Regions from separate parts of the Mus musculus genome. Here region 1 is linked to region 2. Evidence: chromatin loops called from intact Hi-C (ENCODE). Cell type or tissue: heart. All regions are shown on one strand. Each heading gives the region's core, and the rest is flanking DNA. Links, peaks and the distances in the headings are about the cores only.

Region 1 (10,642 bases), core at 1,139-9,138, 160 kb before region 2:
CTGCAAGGGATAATTTTGTAAAGTCATCATCTAGAGATGATAGAAGAGAGAAAAAGTCTCTAGGAGAAGCCACCCCAGCAGAGCCTGGAGTGACCACAGGAGCCTTTGTCAGGCTGTGCTGACGGCAGAGTCCTTTGCGGGCTCTGCGTGTTCGCCGTGTCCAGGTTCTGCTCTCACAGTGTCTCACTCTCATCGGGAGCTTAAGTTCGGCCTACCCCAGCCACCCACGGCTTTAGAATGATTGTTAAAAGACGCCCACTCTCGCCGAAGCTAATCCTGTAAAGCTGGCTGCTTATGGGCTTCCTCTTCTGATGACTAACTGGATGTTGGAGAGTTTAGATTCTTTTGCCTGTACCTTAAGTGAGCTGGGAGGCAGAAAGATGCTGGATGCTGACAACTGTGAAGAGGGTGGTGATAAAGTGTCTCGGGGTCTCCTTGCTCAGCCTAGGCTCTCGTTAAGTCTCAGGTGCCTAGGGGTGCGCAGTTGGCAAGTGGAGTGGGGAAGGGACATCCCCTTTGTAGTGACACCCAGGTCTCCTGGTGAAGAACTGAGAGATCACAAAGTAGCCCAGTGAACCATCCTGTGCTCAGACCTTAGGGTCCAGGGCAGTGATGCAGACAGACTCCCTCATCCACAACATCCCTGTCTCTTCTCTCCCCTCATACAGAGAGCGAAATTCGAGTTCGGTTGCAGAGCGCGTCGCCATCCACCAGATGTAAGTGGTCACGGTCCTACCACCATGAGAGTGTCTGGGAAACAGAGTAAATCAGATGCAGGCGCAGCACAGTGCTGAGGGATTAGGGACTATTGTGTGCGCTCACTCTCCCCACCCCACCACCCCTACCACCACCATGCATACATGCACACGTGCAAGTGTGCATGTGTGTGCGCGCACAAGTGCCCATTTATGCTCAGTCATCAAACATCCTTGACGACTTCCTGGATGTGGGCCCCTGGTCTAAGGTCTGGAGCCAGGTTGCTGAGTAAGCCATGGTCCCTGGCTAGTAATTCAGGGTCTAATGGGGAAATGGAAAAACAACCAACACCCATAGCTTAGTATGAGGGAGCACAGCAAAGGGAGATGGAGACAGGGCCAGAGAAGCCTTCTACGCTAGGGGTTGGCTAAGGAGAAACTGAACAGTAGGTCAGGGTTAGGGCCGGAAGATATTGGTAGCTAAAGACCTCCCAAAGGCAGTTCTCCATGGAGTCCCAAAGGGAGGGTTCAGGTGAGAGAAGCGTTGGGAGTTGAAAATGGGGTTTTTAACTTCATCTCAAAGGTCAGAGATCCAGCAGCAGTCTCAGCACACTGGATCCCTCTTGCCCTTGTTAGAGGCTCCATTTTGAGATGATCCCAACTTTTTGGGTGGGATTCAGGGGCAAGGCATAAAAGAAGGAAGAGCTGGTATGTGACCCCGAGCGAGGCTGGCCCCAGAGCTTGACACCTGGTCATAGGATCTGACCCCGTGTCTAACCCTTTCTCACCAGAGTCCTTCCAGGCTTAGAGATGTGGATCCCAATGGATGCAGCTTTTTGGGGAGAGGGGCAGGGCAGTTCCCAGCACCTGCTGTCTGTCTGTCCATTTGCTTCTTCCCTGCTCACTGTCCTTGCCTGATACCCCCCCATTCCTTCCTGTGGGTCACCCCGAAGGGACACAAGGACCTGGTTCTCCTCGCTCACCTTGTTACACTAGAACCATCCAGATGGGTCTGAAACTAAAGCAGATATGAATGCAGAGGCAGTGAGATGTCTAGGAGTTGTAAACCTCAAGTCCCTTTGACACTGGCAGGCACATACCAGGGCATCCAAGGCACCACGTTCAGGAAAAAAAAAAAAAAAAACAACTGTTAAGCTAGTGTCTTAAAGAGCCTAGCTCTCTAACAGCCCAAACCCGGACAGCAGTGTCTTCCAGGCAGGCAGTCACCTCTGCGGTGCCTAATGAGGTCGAATCAGGAAATATCTTCCAAGGACTCGGAGGTCATGTATTCATGACTCTGCTAAGGTTACAAACTGTCAGGTTTATAACAGTTATAAATTGGCAAAATTTAAGCTTACAAAGCTAATGGAGCGGGTTCCCCTATATGAGGCAGATGGTAGCCTCTCTGATATAAGAGGGCCATCAATATCCAGTCTGATCTTTGGACTTAGGAAAGGGTCCCTCCCGAGGCCTGATGGGAAAGTCTGGGGTTCTCTGCAGGGACAGAACTGGATGAGGTGAAGCGTTTGCTTAAGGGGAGCCGCTCTGCAAGTGCAAGTCCCACCAGGAACACCTCCAACACACTCCCCATCCCCAAGAAAGGCACCGTAGAGACCAAAACAGTGACAGCGAGCTCCCACTCAGGTAAGCTTGGCGGCTCCAGTCGGCCATGGGGTCATGGGGACAATGTGGCAGGTGTGCCCTCAAGACCTTTCAGCTCTGCCAGAATTGTAAAAGTACAGAGCGCCTGCTCTTTCACACTGTGAAGGTCTGGGTGGGGCTTTCTCATCCACCTGGTTGGCTATCTTCTGAGGATGTGGTACCCAACTCTAAATCCTTAAGATCCCCACCCCAAGCAGGTTCTGAGAGTGTAGATGTGTTGGTCAGGTCTCCCAAAAGAAGACTGAGAGAACATTCATAGTGTTTTCATCATCAGGAGTGAAGTATTTATCCTGTGCCTACTGTGTGTCAAGCCTTGAGAGAAGGCTCGGAACAAAAGAGGCACAGTCGATATCATGGAGGAGAGGAGGGTCGCTGGGAAGTTGGACAAGAGTCTAAGAGGCTAGGGTCACCCGGGTTAGGAGTTCTCAGCACCCTTATGGAGCATGTGTCTTCCATCAGATGACAGAAAGAGAAGTTAGCAGAGCCATGGACAGAGATGAGGAAAGACTTGCCATCTTCTGTCCATGATGATGTCCTTCTGTTCCTGGCAAAGTCTTGATACCATGACCTCCCTTGTATGACTTCCCTATAAAACCAAGTCTCCAAGCAATATTAGCAACAGTGTACCCAGCTCCCTCTCCCACGTAATAGGCAGAAATGGCATATTTGAAGATCTATGAAAAGCCCTGTCAGGGACAGAGTGCCTTTAGGTCTGGTTGATGCACAGAGATGCTTTAATGAGTATCTAAGCAAGAAGGTTACTATGATCAAGGAGTTATTATACCTGAACACTCCTTTGTTTGGTACATACCCCACATTTACTAAGGATGACTAAAAGTAGCTCCTGAGTGAACAACCCCATGACATCTTTGAAAATGGCAGTAAGGGAGCTGTCCCCATTGGAGGAGGCAGGTCACCAAGATGTAGGAAAAGAAATCTTACAAGACATAATGAGTAGATTCTAACTCAAATTAATATCAAATTTTACCAAGGACTGGCAAGAATTTTGTAATCTAAGAGATCAAATCTTGACTTCAGTCAAAAGTAGAATGGCTCGGTGCCTCGGGCTGTCCTGAACTGAGGTATGGGACCTTCAGTGCTAAAGTGCTGGGAAGGCCCAGCAGGAAAGAGTTCAAATCTCCCCCGGTGACAAATGTTTGTGCTTCTGTTCCTAGTGTCCGGAACCTATGATTCAGCAATACTGGACACCAACTTTCCGCCCCACATGTGGTCCTCCACCTTGCCTGCAGGGTCCTCCCTGGGGACCTATCAGAACAACATAACAGCCCAGAGCACATCCCTCCTCAACACCAATGCCTACTCAACGGGATCAGGTAGGTGTGACTGCACACGGCGTGTCACTCCTCGGTAGGGACAGCCACAGCTCCTCTCTGTCATTGAAGATATCCCTTGTTCTGTGCCATCCCCAGGGCCTCCTGGGAGGGGTTTTTCCTGGCCTAATGGCCAAAGCCCATTCATTTCAACTTAATCAACTAGGTTCTAGCAGGTACTTTTTATACAATGAACGTCCCGGATGGGGTATCAGGAGAAATATAATCGGAAAAGGATCAGAAAAAAACATGTATCAATGAGTGTGAACTGATTGTGGGAATCTTGAACAACTCAATTTTCTGAGACACCCCCCCCCAACACACACTCTGTAAAATGCAGCCGCTAACAAGAGAGCCATTAACTGGATCCACTTGTCTACTCCAGGTCTGGACTTCCAAAATCATCTTTGGCTAGGACCTAAGGTACCACAGGCTCATGTCTGGTTCTCTGCATCTAAGGGAGAGAACTGAATATTAAGGTTTTTTTTTCTTCTAACAACAAAAGTGCAACAGGACAGAAGAGCCAGATCCCAGCATTTCTTCTGAGACTCCCACAGAGTCTGAGCTTGTGCCTTGCCCTGAGCCTTACCGTTGCCTGCTTTCTCTTTCCCACTGTAGTCTTTGGAGTGCCAAATAACATGGCGTCCTGCTCTCCCACCCTGCACCCCGGACTCAGCAGCTGCTCCTCAGGTCAGAGCCTGCCACCTTGTCACCTTGGTTGTCCCCTTATGCTATGTTGAAAAGAATATATTCGTGTTTATTTCATGTGGACGAATGTTTTGCCTGCATGTATATTTGCTCTCCGTTACCGTGAAGTGCCTGCGGGGGGCAGTAGAGAGCACTGGATCACCAAGAACTGGAGCCTTCATGTAGAGGCTCTGAGAGCCACACCAGTTAGGACAATGGAGACAATCCCCTCAGCCATGTCCACAGGCCGACTCAGACAGTCCCTCACTGAGAATCCCAGTGATTCCCACTGAGAATTCCTGGGCTATGTCAAGCAGTTAAGTGGACAACCACAAGCCAGGGAGTCGCAACTGGGGCAAGGATTTAGCAGGGTGTGGTGATGCCCGCTTTTAATCCCAGAACCCCAGAGGAGAGGCAGGTAAATACTTGAGTTCAAGACTGCACTGATGTGCACAGTGAGTTCCAGGGCTGTATAGAGCTCTGCTGTCTCAAGAGGGAGTCTTCAAATAAACCTCTTTAAATAAAACTCAGTGGTTGTTTTTACAGTGAGCCACCTGGGCCATTGACCCTGTGCAGACCTGGGGTTAGGACAGGGGAAGGGACTCGGTGGCATTCAGCACCTACATTGAACTTAGCTACTCCTTAGTTGGAGTAGAAAATACGTAACCTGCCGGAAACAATAAGAGAATCCTGTAAAGCAACAGGGGTTAAGTGAGTTTGTAAAGAGTAAGGTCTAAGAGGACTTCCTGGTGGAAGTAGGCTTGAGAACTAGGAAAAGAAACAGGAAACTAAGCCCCACCCTGCTGAAGAGAGCTGGTTTCATGTTTCCTCTGGACTGATCAGACGGCCCCTGAGCCACCTTCTCAGGCTGGCCAGCTCATTGGTACTATCTCGAAGCGTATGGTATGAAGAAGATATGCTGTCTCAAAAGTGGGTGGGGGTGGGGGGTTTGTGTGCTTGAGTCAGAAGAGTTGAAAGGAGAGGTAGAGACCCACCATGTTAGTGCTTCTCCGTCTGTACGTCTGCACTCAGTTCCCACTCTGTGTACCAACCAGCCATAGGGAGCTCCAGGGATGGGATATTTTAGGATTTTGAGGGAGGCTAATATTTGGCAGGCCCTATGTGAACCGCTGCTATGAAGACACATGGCTCTTTCTCTGGGACAGTCATTAATAATGTTTACTATGAGAGGGAGACGACCACGTTACTAAGAGCAATGAAAACCAGGAAAGTTTTTACAGTCTGCCACTGGCAAAAAAGAGTTTTCATGAAAATGATCTGGGGGTCTCCAGGGGGGCTCGCAGCATCCAGAGAGCATCTTTACCTACTCCCCATCTCTCTCACAGTGTTTGGCATGCAGAACAATCTGGCCCCCAGCTCTTCTGTCCTCTCCCATGGCACAACCACCGCTTCCACAGGTTGGTAGCGCAAGTCTGGAGCTCAGAAGTGGGAATTGACAGCCCTTAGCTCCTACAACCTACAACATACCTTTGTACAAACAGTTAAAAGGACCAAGCGGCCTTTTCCCATCAATTAAACAGCCCTCTCTCCGAGCCTAGAGAGGCCAGCCTTTATCCCTCACCATCTCCAATGTGAGTTAAATACACAGGGAGCTTGTAAACCCAGCACCTCCACCCTGTGGCTTCTACCCAGCTGGTCAGGGCAGTGGTCTCCTGAGCTTACAACGCACTTTTCTGCAGACCACTTCCACCCAAATAGATCTTAGTGGTTGTTTCTACGGTGGGCCACTAGGGCCATTGGCTCTGTGCAGACCTGGTGTTAGAGCAGAAGGGTGGTGGTGTTTAGCTCCTGCATCCAACTTGCCTGCTCCTTAGTTGGAAGAAAAAACACTTAACCCAGTAAGAAGCAACAAGAGAATCCTGTAAGCCTTTAATCCTAGCACTCGGGAGGCAGAGGCAGGCGGATTTCTGAGTTCGAGGCCAGCCTGGTCTACAGAGTGAGTTCCAGGACAGCCAGGGCTATACAGAGAAACCCTGTCTTAAAAAAACAAAAACAAACAAACAAACAACAACAACAACAAAAGAGAGAATCCTGTAAAGCAACAGGGGTTAAGTGAGTTTGTAAAGAGTAAAATCTAAGAGGACTTCCTGGTGGAAGTGGGCTTGAGAACTAGGAAAAGAAACAGGAAATTAAGCCCCACACTGCTGGAGAGTTGATTTCATTTACTTCCTCTGGGCTGATCAGACGGCTGCTGAGCCACTTTCCCAGGCTGGCCAGCTCAGGGTGCTTTCTCTCTCGCAGCATACGGAGCGAAGAAAAACGTGCCCCAGCCTCCCACTGTCACCAGCACCGGCGTGTCCACCTCTGCCAGTGAGTACTAGTGCCAGCTTCTAGGGCCCAGGTTGGCACACAGAAAGAAGTACTTGATATAACACGTGGTATCCTGGAAGACAGGCGAGAACCCTTGGGTGGCCTGGGACCCACAAACACAACTCAGAGGAGCACGAAGCACACACACACACACACACACACACACACACACCTACTGTCTGTTACACTCCAGCCACCACGCTCATATGGGAACTGCTTCTGGCCTTCTCCTGTTACGTGTAACCTATCAGAGGCAGGGAGCCCAGAGAAGCTGTCAACACCTCACTGCTTTCTATAGAATCAACTTGAGTTCACCCCATGCGATGAGCTATTTCTCCCAGTGTTTAGATCCTGGTGGGTCTCCTCCTAATCAGAAATTCATTCATTCAACATAAAAGTATCCTGAGCACCCATGGTTTAGTATCAGACAGTTTGGTTTTCCAGGTGTCACGGTGGCACATGGACCAGACTCGAGGGGAGAACAAGACAATGCCAGGGGGACAAGCAGATGAGAAATACACAGTCCACCAGACAATTCCAGAGAATAATATGATTCCTAAGCAAGCAAGTGATGGGGTAGACATGTGGTCCGTGTACAAGTGAGCAGGGCTTTAGCAAAAGTTTGCCCAGGATGGTAACAAGTCTATCTGGTTAGTTTAAGAAGGGCCTGGCTGGTGAAGGGGACTTCTACAAAATCAAGGAAGATCCTGTGTCTACATGTAGGGAGACAGCCCCATAGACCAGTCATCAGCACTGACCTAACCTCACGATGGCCAGACATAGCTGGCAAGATGCTTCATAGCATCACTGTCTAAGAGACCAGGAGCACCCCCATACACACTGGTGAACCCCCTTTCCTCCCCCCCCCCCATCCACTTCTGTCCTCTCTAGCCTGCACCACCAGTGTCCAGAGTGACGACCTCTTGCATAAAGACTGCAAGTTCCTGATTCTGGAGAAAGACAACACACCAGCTAAGAAAGAGATGGAACTCTTGATCATGACCAAGGACAGTGGGAAGGTCTTCACTGCCTCCCCTGCCACCATCTCTTCAAGTAAGCACAGGTGGAGCGGGTAGCATGGGCTTCAGATGAAGGGCTTCATAAGTACAGGAGGCCCAAGACTTCTATAAGGTGTGGTTTGAACCGATTTAGTCATCAAATCACGGGGATTCCACTTCGATGGAAAAATATCTGCCTGGACCTGCCTTGAGTACAGAGAAGCCAGGAAAACGTGGGAGCACCCACAGAGAGTCTGCAGGCAAACAGGAGTCTAACCACACCCCCCCCCCCCGTGAGGGAGATTAACTCAGGAAAATTGGACTAACTTCCAACCAGGCTAACCTTGGTCTTCCCAGGGAGTGGGGATATGAGCAGGCAGGGTGAGTGGGGAGAGAATAGACCAGATGATCACTGGCTCTGTGCATAGCTTCCTTTTCAGAAGACACCCTGAAAAAGGAGAAGCAGGCTGCATATGCCGCTGACACCTGCCTGAAGGCAGATGTGAATGGTAAGGCAAATCTGACCCTGCCCACCGAACTTCAACAAAGCCGCATCTCATTTGTCTTCTGGGGCGATAACATTCAACATGGGGTCCACTGGTGGCACCCAAGAGTGTTAGGAACATAGAATCCAGTCTACCTCAGACCTACTGGGTGGGAAGCTGCCGTTTTAATGTGGGAATGGGTATGTGTATGTGTTTGTGTGTTACATGTTCCTCTCTGTGTGTGTGTGTGTGTGTGTGTGTGTGTGCGTGTGTGTTCGCGTGTGTGTTCGCGTGTGTGCACGCATGCATGGGGCATGTGGGGGTGCACTGTGTGGGGTGTATGTGTGTAGGGGGTGCATGTGTGGGTGTACAGGTAGGAGGTCACATGTGGGGATTCATTACATAGGGTTTCATATGTGTAGGGTACACATACATGTGCTTATGTGATCTTCCTTTACTCATGTTCAGCTCCAAACTTATGTATGTGCTTTTAGGAGACCTAAATACCGTGTCCACAAAGAGCAAGATGACCTCGGCAGGTGAGTAAGAATGGTGGTGGGGGAGGGGCTGCCATGAAAGGATCTGGCCATGGTTAGTGGGACAGATGATGTCATACGTGAGCTGTTCAGATCTGGCCTCCTAAAGGCCTGAAAGGAAGAAGGATAGAAGATGGGAGTGGGCAGGCTGAGGCAGTGGGTAACCACAGAGTCACAAAGATGACGTTTCACGGGCTCCACAACTCCTACCCGTCAGCCTGTATGATCCCTGAGGCTGAGTCTTCCACTAGGGAAGGCATAGCAGGATAGACCCAAGATGGCGCTGTCCTGCGCTGCTCCAGTCCCCTGCAGTTTCTTTGCCTCCTCCCTTGCCTTGAGAGAGAAGTTCAGATCATGAAGTTCCCGCCTCCCTAAGAGAACTGCCAGCCTTACCTTTTTAAACTCGTTTTTAAGTTCATGGTACTAAATGTAACTCCAGGGTGCTGTGGGAACCACAAAGGCGGGGGCATAGTGACCAGGGAGTGTAGGTTTAGACTTAATCAGATGAAGGGGTTGTGACAGATCCACATGACACTCTTAACAATGAAGATGTTTTAAATCCTGTGCTGTGGGCTGCATCCTCCGATGATTTCATAACATAACCGTTTTTATGAAGCAGGTCATCTGTGAACCTCATTTTATAAAGTGTCAGGGTCCCACAGCCAAAGCCTGGGGATTTCAGACTCACTCTCCAGCCGTAACCCTGTGTTCATGAAAAGTCCCCATGTAAATTCAAATCCTCCTCCTCTTCCTCCTCCTCCCCCTCTCCTCCCCCCTCCTCCTCCTCCCCCTCCCCCTCCCCCTCCCCCTCCTCCCCCTCCTCCTCCTCCTCCTCCTCCTCCTCCTCCTCCTCCTCCTCCTCTCCACATGATGACACTAATTTTAAAGGGAGATGTGCAAGAGCCTCCTGGATTTAATTCACCCTTCCTGTTTCTTCCACAGAAAACCATGGCTACGACCGAGGTGGCGGTGGTGGCAGAGGCAAAGGCGGAGGTGCTGGTGGTGGCGGTGGTGGCGGTGGCGCCAGTGGCGGTGGAGGAGCATGGGGGGCTGCACCAGCCTGGTGCCCCTGCGGCTCCTGCTGCAGCTGGTGGAAGTGGCTGCTGGGCCTGCTGCTCACCTGGCTGCTGCTGCTGGGTCTGCTCTTCGGCCTCATTGCTCTGGGTAGGTATCAAGGCCACCAAGCCTAAAGTCCCGCCCCCCCCCCCCCAGACCTTCCTAGGGATGGGAGTGCGCACTTGTGGTCCTGAGGGTTGGAGCCATGTAAACCCAATAAGATAGGAAACAGCCCGTGGAGGCACCTGGGGCACCTGGCTCAAGCATTGAGATCACTACGCAGAACACCGGAAGTCTAAGGTCCTGGCTCCACCCCAGGCTCCTGCACTGGTGGCCTTAATAAGGCCACACTGCCCCCGCGGTCTTTCTCCCTGAGCATTTAATCTCTTTCCTTGCTACCACCCTCTCCACCTCCCAGAGGAAGGAGAACAATTTTGTTTGTATTCGGCTCCGGTGGTGGCAGAGCCAAGTTCGGGAGGATGTTGGCCGTTGCTGCCCGTAAGGGTTGTCTCTGCATACATACTGCTGAAATAAGTACCCAGGGGTGTGAGGAAGTCCCCCTGCCCCCAGACCCAGAGCCCCAGGGCAAGTGCCAGACTCAGTCCTCACTGATTGTCCACATTTGTCCCCCACAGCGGAGGAGGTAAGAAAGCTGAAGGCCCGCGTGGAGGAGCTGGAAAAGACCAAGGTGCTATATCATGACGTCCAGATGGACAAAAGCAACAGGGACCGCCTCCAGGCCGAGGCACCCAGCCTGGGACCTGGATTAGGCAAGGCTGAGCTGGACGGCTACAGCCAGGAGGCCATCTGGCTGTTTGTAAGGAACAAGCTGATGACCGAGCAGGAGAACGGTGAGAGTGG
Region 2 (8,000 bases), core at 1-8,000:
CTGGCACACTGCTTTGGTGTTTGCTGTTTCTATGTTAGTACAAAGTTAAGATTTACTAAGACATTTCCGGTTTAGCCTGTCGCTTGTATTACTGCTCTTGGGTCCGCTGCTGTCGCGTGTGACTGTGTATTTACTTTTAAGTGAACAGTCTCGGCTTACCGTCATCTTCTGATGCCTCATCCCCTCTGACTGCTACTTGCCCTCAGTATCTCTCCACAGATCTGTATCTCACCCCTCACTGTTGTGACCCCCGGGGCATCCCTGTCTGTGTCACTAGTACTTACCTTCCCGGCCTGAGTTCCATCTGTATCTGTGATGTCACTGCCACTTGTCCCTTGCAGTCCTCACCCCGCCCATTACGTCCCAGCCTGCTGACGTCACTGGCACATAGTGGTTTTTTGGTTTTTGGGTTTTTTTTCCCACCTCTTGTAGCAGAATTGAAGGGCTGTCCTAGCAGAGGCCCTGTCTGCATGTTCTGTGCTCTCTACACAGGACCTCAGGACTGGGTACTGCAGGAATGAAGATTGATTTTGGGGTTTTGGGTTTTTTTTTTTTTTTTTTTTTTTTTAATTCAGATGGTCCTGAGAATGGCAGGCGTGTTTCCCTCCCATCCTCTCCCACCCTGCTCCTGATCCCACCGCCGGTCCGGAGCATGACCTTGGCCAAATGCTGTGCTTATGTTGACAGCGGTGGGCGCCTCCCTTCTTGTTCCCCACATGGGAGTGCACTGCCGGCTTTAGGAGACCTCGGTTTTCAGTGAGCAGTGCATCTTTCTGTTCTTTGTGTACGTAGAGATTTGCCACCATCTAAGAGCTTTCCTTCCCCGTACCAAGGATGAGTTCACACCCATAACCAGGCTCCATTCTGCAACTGTCCTGACGCCTCTCCAGTCTTCTCCCGTCAGCAGCCAGGCTGCTCTGAGTGTCCTAACTTATTCCGGATGCTGCTGGTGGGACAGGCACCTTCTCACCATCCCAGCCCCTCATGACCTTGCTTCCTAGATTTGTTCACACACCTAATTACCTCTTCCTGGCAACAGGCTCTGTGCGCAGTGACCCAGGATTTCATAAAGGGAGATGAGGGATAGAGTTTCAGAAAAACACTCGGGTGGAGAAGGTCGTGGCTGGGAACTTTGTTCTTTGCCAAGGTTGCTTCTAAACAGCCTTGGTCTCCGGCTGCCCACTTCCCAGTGGCCTGTAGACAGCCTCAGCCTCCAGCTGCTCACTTCCCGTTGGCCTGTAGACAGCCTCCCATCTGACTGCCCACTTCCCATTGGCCTCCTTTCCATTTCATCATTTAGAATAAGCTCAGAGTTAAACTGACCTTCCTAGGGCTTCTGATGCCTCTCAGTTTATTTTCAGTAAAATCTTTCCTAGTCTTCTCTCCCCTTTTTCTTTTCCTTTTAAAACATTTTAGATCAGGGTTTGTGTGCGCGCGCGTGCGTGCACGCGCATGCGTGTGTTTGGGGCCCAAGGATCAAACTCAGATCCTTAAGAGTTGGCAGCAGGTGCCTTGACGTGGGGGCAAGCACCTTTCCAGCCATGCATCTCCTCTTTCTATTGAGGCATGGTCTCACTCTGTAGTCCAGGCTGACCTGGAACTTGCTACATAACCCAGGCTAGCCTCAAATTCACAGTCCTTCTGCTTGAGCCTCTTATGTGCAGAACTTTATGTGTCTGCTACCATGCCCAGTTCTAAAGAAGCATTAGTAAGTAGCGAGGCCCACCTTCATGTGAAGCCATGATGGCTACAATTGACTGGAAAGACGTCAGGACTCCCCCAGGCAGGATGTTCTGTGGCGGAGTTTTGACGTGGTATCCTTTTGAAGAAGCTTAGAGCAGAAGACTGTTTCTGTGTAGTGCTGTATATTTAAAAAGAAACTGATCTGTCGCTGTATTTGTTTCTCTTTGAAAACGATTTCTTCCATCAATTATGAATCAGTTGGTCAAATTGCCCTGCTTGGGATGTCAGTGTCCCTCAATTAATAGCGCCCTGGGAGACTGCAGATGCTCGGGCGATGCAGAAACCCGAGAGCCCTGGGCGCCCTGTTGTCACTCATGGCTGCTCACTTCCCCGTCTCTCCCTTCTGATTTTTTTTCTAACCGTCGCCTTTCTTAGCAAATCCAGAAACATGATAAGCAGATCTTACAGGACCATTGTTTCTCTGACAGCTAGATGAATGCTGACTATGTTTGGGCGGGCAGATTATATATATTTCAGGAAGCCACCCAGTTCCTGGCCTGAGCACCAAGTCGCTGCTTCAGTCTGTGAGCAATTTTGGTTTCCTGAACCGTGCGTGTCTGTCATTGTTCTTTTGAAAGTGACGAGCAAAACACAGATCTCAGTCCCGGAAGCGGCTGGCTTGTCAGAAGGGACCCCTGGTGTCCTTGCTCTCAGGACTGTGGCCTTTGAAACAGGCTAGGCAGCACATCCTGAGGCCGCGAGGCAGTCTCTGGAGAGGATGCGTCCTGTATTGTTTGCAGTTCCTGGGAGCTGAGCTGCAGTTGGCTCCCTATGGCTGCGAGTGCTTTCCCTGCTGACCCGGCCTCTCAGAGGAGGGAGCTGATGCTCATGGGAAAGATCGCCCAGCAGCCTGGGGGCAAAGCCGTGATCAGTCAGAGCAGAACCCAAGTTCAGCACAGTTACCAAGTGTGACCCTCCAGAGCAGACTTCTGACCCTGCCTAAATGCCGGCCTGCTCAGCTGACGCATGCCTAGAGCACGCTGACTCAGCACAGGAAAAGCCTGTTGGGTGAATTCATAATAAACCAGTTGGGCTTGGGAGTTAGTCGCAGGTAATGGAAGATGAGACATTTCTTTTTCTTCCCTGTGCAGGTGGAGTTAAAGGACAGTGGCACTTCTGGCGTAGCGCAGAGAGTGTTTAAGAATGCTCTCCAGCTGCTTCAGGAAAAAGGACTCGTGTTCCAGAGAGACAGTGGCTCTGATAAGCTGTACTACGTAAGAGACCTGCAGCCTAGTTTCCCCTCATGGCTTCCGTTACAAGTACAGTTAGGCTTAGGAATAGTACCAGTTTCTAAGACAGTGAGTCGGGGTGAAAGCGACCTCTTACCCTTTCACAATGTAACTGTTTCCTCCAGTGAAACAGTCTGACTCTGTAAACCCAGGCTGACCTTGAACTCCTAATCTCCTGGCTCCACCTCTCCACGGCTGGGATTGTAGGTGTGTGCCACTACTCCGGATCCATGCTGCCACTTGAAGCCCAATGGCCGTCTAAATATTTATCTGTACATTGACAGATATACAAGCACGTCCCTATGGCTTTTTTAAGAAAGGAAGGAAGGGTAGGGGAAGGGGGAACGGAAGGGAAGGGAGTAAGAGTGAGTGAGCTATCTTCTAATTGAGAAGGCCTCATCCTCAGAGCTCCTGGTGCAGATGCTGATGCACTGGAGACTGTCCTGTGTCTTCCACCAGCATCCCTGGCCTCTCACACTAAATGCCACTAGCACCTAGTATGTTGTGACAATCAGAAATGCCTTCGGGCATCACCAGATGTCCCACTGCTGTGAAGAGTGCTCCGCACAGCCTGCAGTGCCACCGTCTGTCCCTGTGCCCGTGTGTCCCGGCACCTGCGAGTCTGCCTCACTCTTTCTGACCAGGAGTATTTACCAGAACTTTCTAGCCATTCCTTTGTGACGGACGGACGGACACTACGGTTGTACGACTTTTGCTGTCACAAATAGTGTTTCCTGACTCGATCTGTGTGGCTCTCTGTGTGAATCTGTGTTGGTATTTCCAAGGACGGCTCACGCAGGAGAGCGCCCGGAGCAAAGGACACTTTAGTTAAAGCTTTCAGGTAACTCCAGTCTGCCTCCCTGAAGGCCTTGCTTGCCAGCCTCCCTTCTGAGGAACGGGACGGCTGCTTGCTTGCCTCCATCTTTTCAAGGTAGAAGTCTGCCTCTTGCTGCATGCCTTTGATGTTGGAGGCAGTAAGCTGAGAGAGGACCACTCGTGTCCAGAGCGGAGAAGTGGCTTCAGAATAAGATGAGAGCTCTGGAGACAGGCTGCTGGGCCTGCCTGCTTGCAGACTCGCTAGAGGTCTACTTAGCAGGTCATTTCCTCTGTGGAGAGGCCCAGGTTTTATTTATTTAAGTAGGAGGGGTTTTCCACAGTGTTGAGAGGTAAGCCAGTATAACACAGTGCTGTCCACTCATCCCGGGATGGGAGGGGCCAAGCAGGACATGGCGGCCATTGTCACACTAAGTTCAGCTGGAGCCCTCTTAGAGATTTGTGCCTCCTTCTGTTCTGGGTTGGCTTCTGTGAGGGTCTGTCTGTAGAGAGCAACCCTCCCTGGGAAGCAGCCAGGGCAACTGCAGCTGCCCAGGGCGAGGTGTGGCAGGGTTGGGCACTTCCTCTTGTGAATGAATCACCCTGAGCTGGAAGGGGTAGTCAAACAGGAATAGATCCCACGGCCCCTTCTGTGGCTGACCCCTCCCTTCCACTCATCCCTGATTTGTGGCTTTCCTTTCTCCTGAAGCCCTGCTGGGGACATAGTTACAGCAGAGCCCAGAGCTCTGTTTGCACCCATGGTTGACCTTCACACTAATCTTGTGAGTCCGAAGTCATCAGGTCTCACGGGCGGCCATGGCTGTTTCCTGTACCCAGTTCTTCAGCTGTGTTCCCATGCTTAGACTTGGCTCTTCCTCCTTCCTCTTTCTTCTCTCCTTTTACACACTCCTTCCTTCCTTCCCTCTTCCCCTTTCTTCTCTTCCTCCCTCCCTCCCTCACCTTCTTTTTCTTTTGCTTCCTCTCCCTCCCCCCCTCTCTGCCTCTCTTCCCTCTTCCCTTCCCTCTTCTCCCCTCTCTCTTCTCTAGTGTTATTAAATTTACTGCCTGTAGCTGAGGGTGAAGCCTGCTGCTAGTTGAGAAACATGGTTGTGGGTGTGCCTACAAGAGCAGAGAGCGTTTCTGTAGATAAGCTGGATTCTCTAGCTTGCTGGCTTCCCCATGCCCATTTCTTCTTTAATTCTTCCTTGTGCTTAGAAGAAGAGGAACTAAAGAAATATAAGACAAGAAGGGGACCGAGAGGAAGAAGGCTGGGACAGGGAGGAAACTTTGAACCTGCGGGAGCTCCTTCAAAAACACTGGGCAAGGAAGAGGAGTGTCTGTCTGAGTGGCCACAGTGTAGAAAAGGGCAGTTGCCCCTTCAAGGCACAGGGTTCCAGTTATGCTTTCCCTTCTGGCCCCAACAAACCAGCTCCTGAGAGAGCTGTGTCCTTAGGGGCAGAGCGGAGCTGCAGCGGCCACCACGCATCAGAATCACTGAGGGAGGGCGTATGGGGGAGGCTTGTCGTTGCTATGGGATTTGTAGAACCGCCTCGAAGGCTGGTCTTGAGTTCTGAGTGACACACTGCTGTGTTCTCAAACCACGTTTCCTCTCTGGATTCTCCTTTTAGGTAACCACCAAAGACAAAGACCTGCAGCAGAAGATCTACCACATCATTAAGGAAGACTGTCAGAAACCAAACCGTAAGTGTTTTGTGATGGTGAGCCGGTGCGCCCAGGGTTCCTTCCCTCCTAGACAGAATCAGGATGCTCTGTCCTGACTCAGGAGGGAGACAGCCAGGGCTTCTGTCCTCCGAGACTCATTGTCCTCTCCTCTATGTCGTGTTGCCTGGGCAGAGGAGTCAGCATGTGGGGCTCCTTTAAACAGCCCTGGGGTGTCCGGTCCTGTAGGGATAAGCTGGAGGCCAACCACCAAGCTCTCCCTGAGATTCGGGCACACTGAAGTGAACCACCACGCTCGGCTCTGAGATGCGCTCGCTGCTTCTGGTCCCTGGTTTGTCGCCCATGTTTACCACTGCCTCTGAATGTAATGTCAACATTCACTCTCTTCTCAAACATCAAGGCTTTTCAGTTTCAGGCAGGACGGCTCTTAGACATTACAGTTCATGAATAACGAAATCCAGTCATCTCAAGAAACCCTTGAGTTATAAATGAAATGGCTTAGAAAAATAGTGCCGGTTTGTGGAGTTAGGTCGGCCCCTAGTGGCTGGACACTCAAACTACATCTAGTCTGATAACTCGCATATCAATTCACCCTAATTACAAAGAAAGCATCCGTCTTATCATGAGTCTGTATGAACTTGTGAGTCTTCAAGGTGACCGTCCAGAGCCTGGCTTTTGCAAACATATGCCAATGACAAATACTTATGTCACCATGATCCTAGGAGCAGAAAGGGTTGTTAGCCCTGGGTCCCCTTCCTATTTTTATTCTCTCTGGAGAAGTCTTTCACTCCTTTCAGACCCAGAAGGAAAGGCTGGGTCTACAGACAGGTAGAGGGAGGCCAGGTCATCTACCCTGTGGTTTAGGACCCAGTGAGATCAGAACCAATAGGGTGCCACAATCAGACAAGAAAGAAAGAAAGGAAGGAAGGAAGGAAGGAAGGAAGGAAGGAACGGAGGAAGGAAGGGAGGGAGGGAAAGGGAAGGAAAGAGCGAGCCCCAAAGCAGTCCTGTTACGGTAGTAATGGATGCTGTTTGGCTCATTCGTAGCAGGGATGGAGCAGCACAGGCAGGCATGGTCGCATGGACCTGTAACCCCAGCCCTGGGAAGGCCGAGGCAGGAGGTCAGCCAGGGTTAACACAATGAGATGTGCTTTCTTTCTCCCCCTGCCCATACCCCTCTATTTCACCTTTCTTTTTCCCTCCCCCTTCCTGTGTGTATGTGTATGTGTATGTATGTATGTGTGTGTGTGTGTATGTGTGTGTGGTATGTGTGTGTGTGTATGTGTGTGTATGTGTGTGTGTGTTATATGTACCTGGTGTATGTGCATGGAAATGAAAGGAAGACTTTAGATGTCCTCTATCCCTTTCTGCCCTTCTCTCTCTGTCTCTGTCTCTCTCTCTTTCTAAAAACTGCTTTATTTATTTATATTCCAAATCTTACCCTCATTCCTGGTCCCTCCTCCAAGAGTTCTTCACCCCCACCCCCCACCCCACCCCTGCCTCTGAGCGAGTGCTCCCCATCTCACCCTCTCACTCCCCCTACCTTACCTTTCCCCCCCGCAACCCTCCTTCCCTGGGGCACCCAGTCTCTACCTGTACACATCCTCTCCCATTGAGGCCAGGGGCCATGGACCAGGCCATGTATGCTCATATATGCTCACTGGTTGGTGGTTTAGTCTCTGGGAATCCCCAGGGGTCCCAGATACAGTTAGTTGACACTGTTGTTCTTCTTGTGGGGTTGCCACCCCCTTCAGCTCCTTCAGTTCTTCCCCTGTCCTATTCTTTTAAGACAGACTTGTCACTGAGCATGGAGGAAGGCTGGCAGCCAAGGTGCTCCAGCTGTTCTCCTGTGCCTACCCCTCCCTCCCCACATTCACACAGTGCAGGGGTTACAGGCGCTCCTGCAGCCGTGCCTGGCTGATTTTACATGGGTATCAGAGATTTGAAATCTCAGGTCCTTAGGCTTCCAAAACAAGGTGCCTCTCCAGCCCACAGACTGTCGCAACAAAGCAAAACCAATAGGCAGCCTCTCTGTCTGCTGCTTTGTGAGAGCCTCAGCCAGAACGGATGGTCCCAAAATGCCATTCCTCCACACTGAATCCCAGGCCCCTCAGCCGCCGCATTCTTAGATTGATGCACATTGGGACTGCAGCGCTTTATAGCCTGGCACCCGTAAAGTAAACGAAAGGGGTCCACACTCCATCCTCGGAAGGAGTGGCTCCGTGGGTGGCAGTGCTTGCTCTGAAAGCCTGATTATCAGAGTTCAGGTCCTTGGAACACACAGAAAAGTTGGGTTCAGTGGCACACACCTGTGTTCCTAGCACCCCTCTAGCAAACTGGGAGGCAGGTACGAAGCTCATGGGCCAGGCCAGCTAGCGTGGAACACACAGTGCAGCAGCAGAAAGCAGCAAGATGGACGGCAAGAAGCAGCTCCCTAATTCATATCCGTGCCGTGGCACGTGCACACATGCACCCCAATAAAATATTTAAAAGAGACTTAAAAAAAAGTGACAGGTTTTATATACACTGGTTGGT

Evidence for each region. A loop is a pair of places that touch in the nucleus more often than their neighbours do. Peaks named below come from ENCODE experiments on the same cell type or tissue, not always from the same donor. Only the 100,000 strongest peaks of a DNase experiment are listed, where the experiment ranks them.
Region 1: it touches region 2 in a loop (12-fold over the local background); 4 of 42 quality-filtered maps call a loop at or near these places.

What each region holds. Positions count from the first base shown.
Region 1 is chr19:47,668,485-47,679,126 of GRCm38, reverse strand. It overlaps Col17a1 (collagen, type XVII, alpha 1), which reads left to right. Exons shown (of 54, transcript NM_001290825.1): 8 at 669-716; 9 at 2,196-2,339; 10 at 3,533-3,691; 11 at 4,307-4,378; 12 at 5,722-5,793; 13 at 6,638-6,706; 14 at 7,598-7,759; 15 at 8,133-8,213; 16 at 8,684-8,728; 17 at 9,668-9,889; 18 at 10,417-10,632. Among named protein-coding and RNA genes, the nearest start is that of Col17a1, 18 kb to the left of the region's middle. In heart, for the core only: a CTCF peak has its summit at 4,509 (motif pointing right); a DNase peak (open chromatin) is centred at 4,556; H3K27ac peaks cover 308 bases.
Region 2 is chr19:47,505,292-47,513,291 of GRCm38, reverse strand. It overlaps Stn1 (STN1, CST complex subunit), which reads left to right. Exons shown (of 10, transcript NM_175360.3): 8 at 2,835-2,957; 9 at 5,414-5,486. Gm19557 (predicted gene, 19557) reads right to left here and starts at 310. Exons shown (of 3, transcript NR_045322.1): 1 at 285-310; 2 at 1-29. In heart, for the core only: no CTCF peak of the experiment used is centred there; DNase peaks (open chromatin) are centred at 1,101, 2,381, 4,371, 5,691 and 3 weaker places; H3K27ac peaks cover 4,311 bases.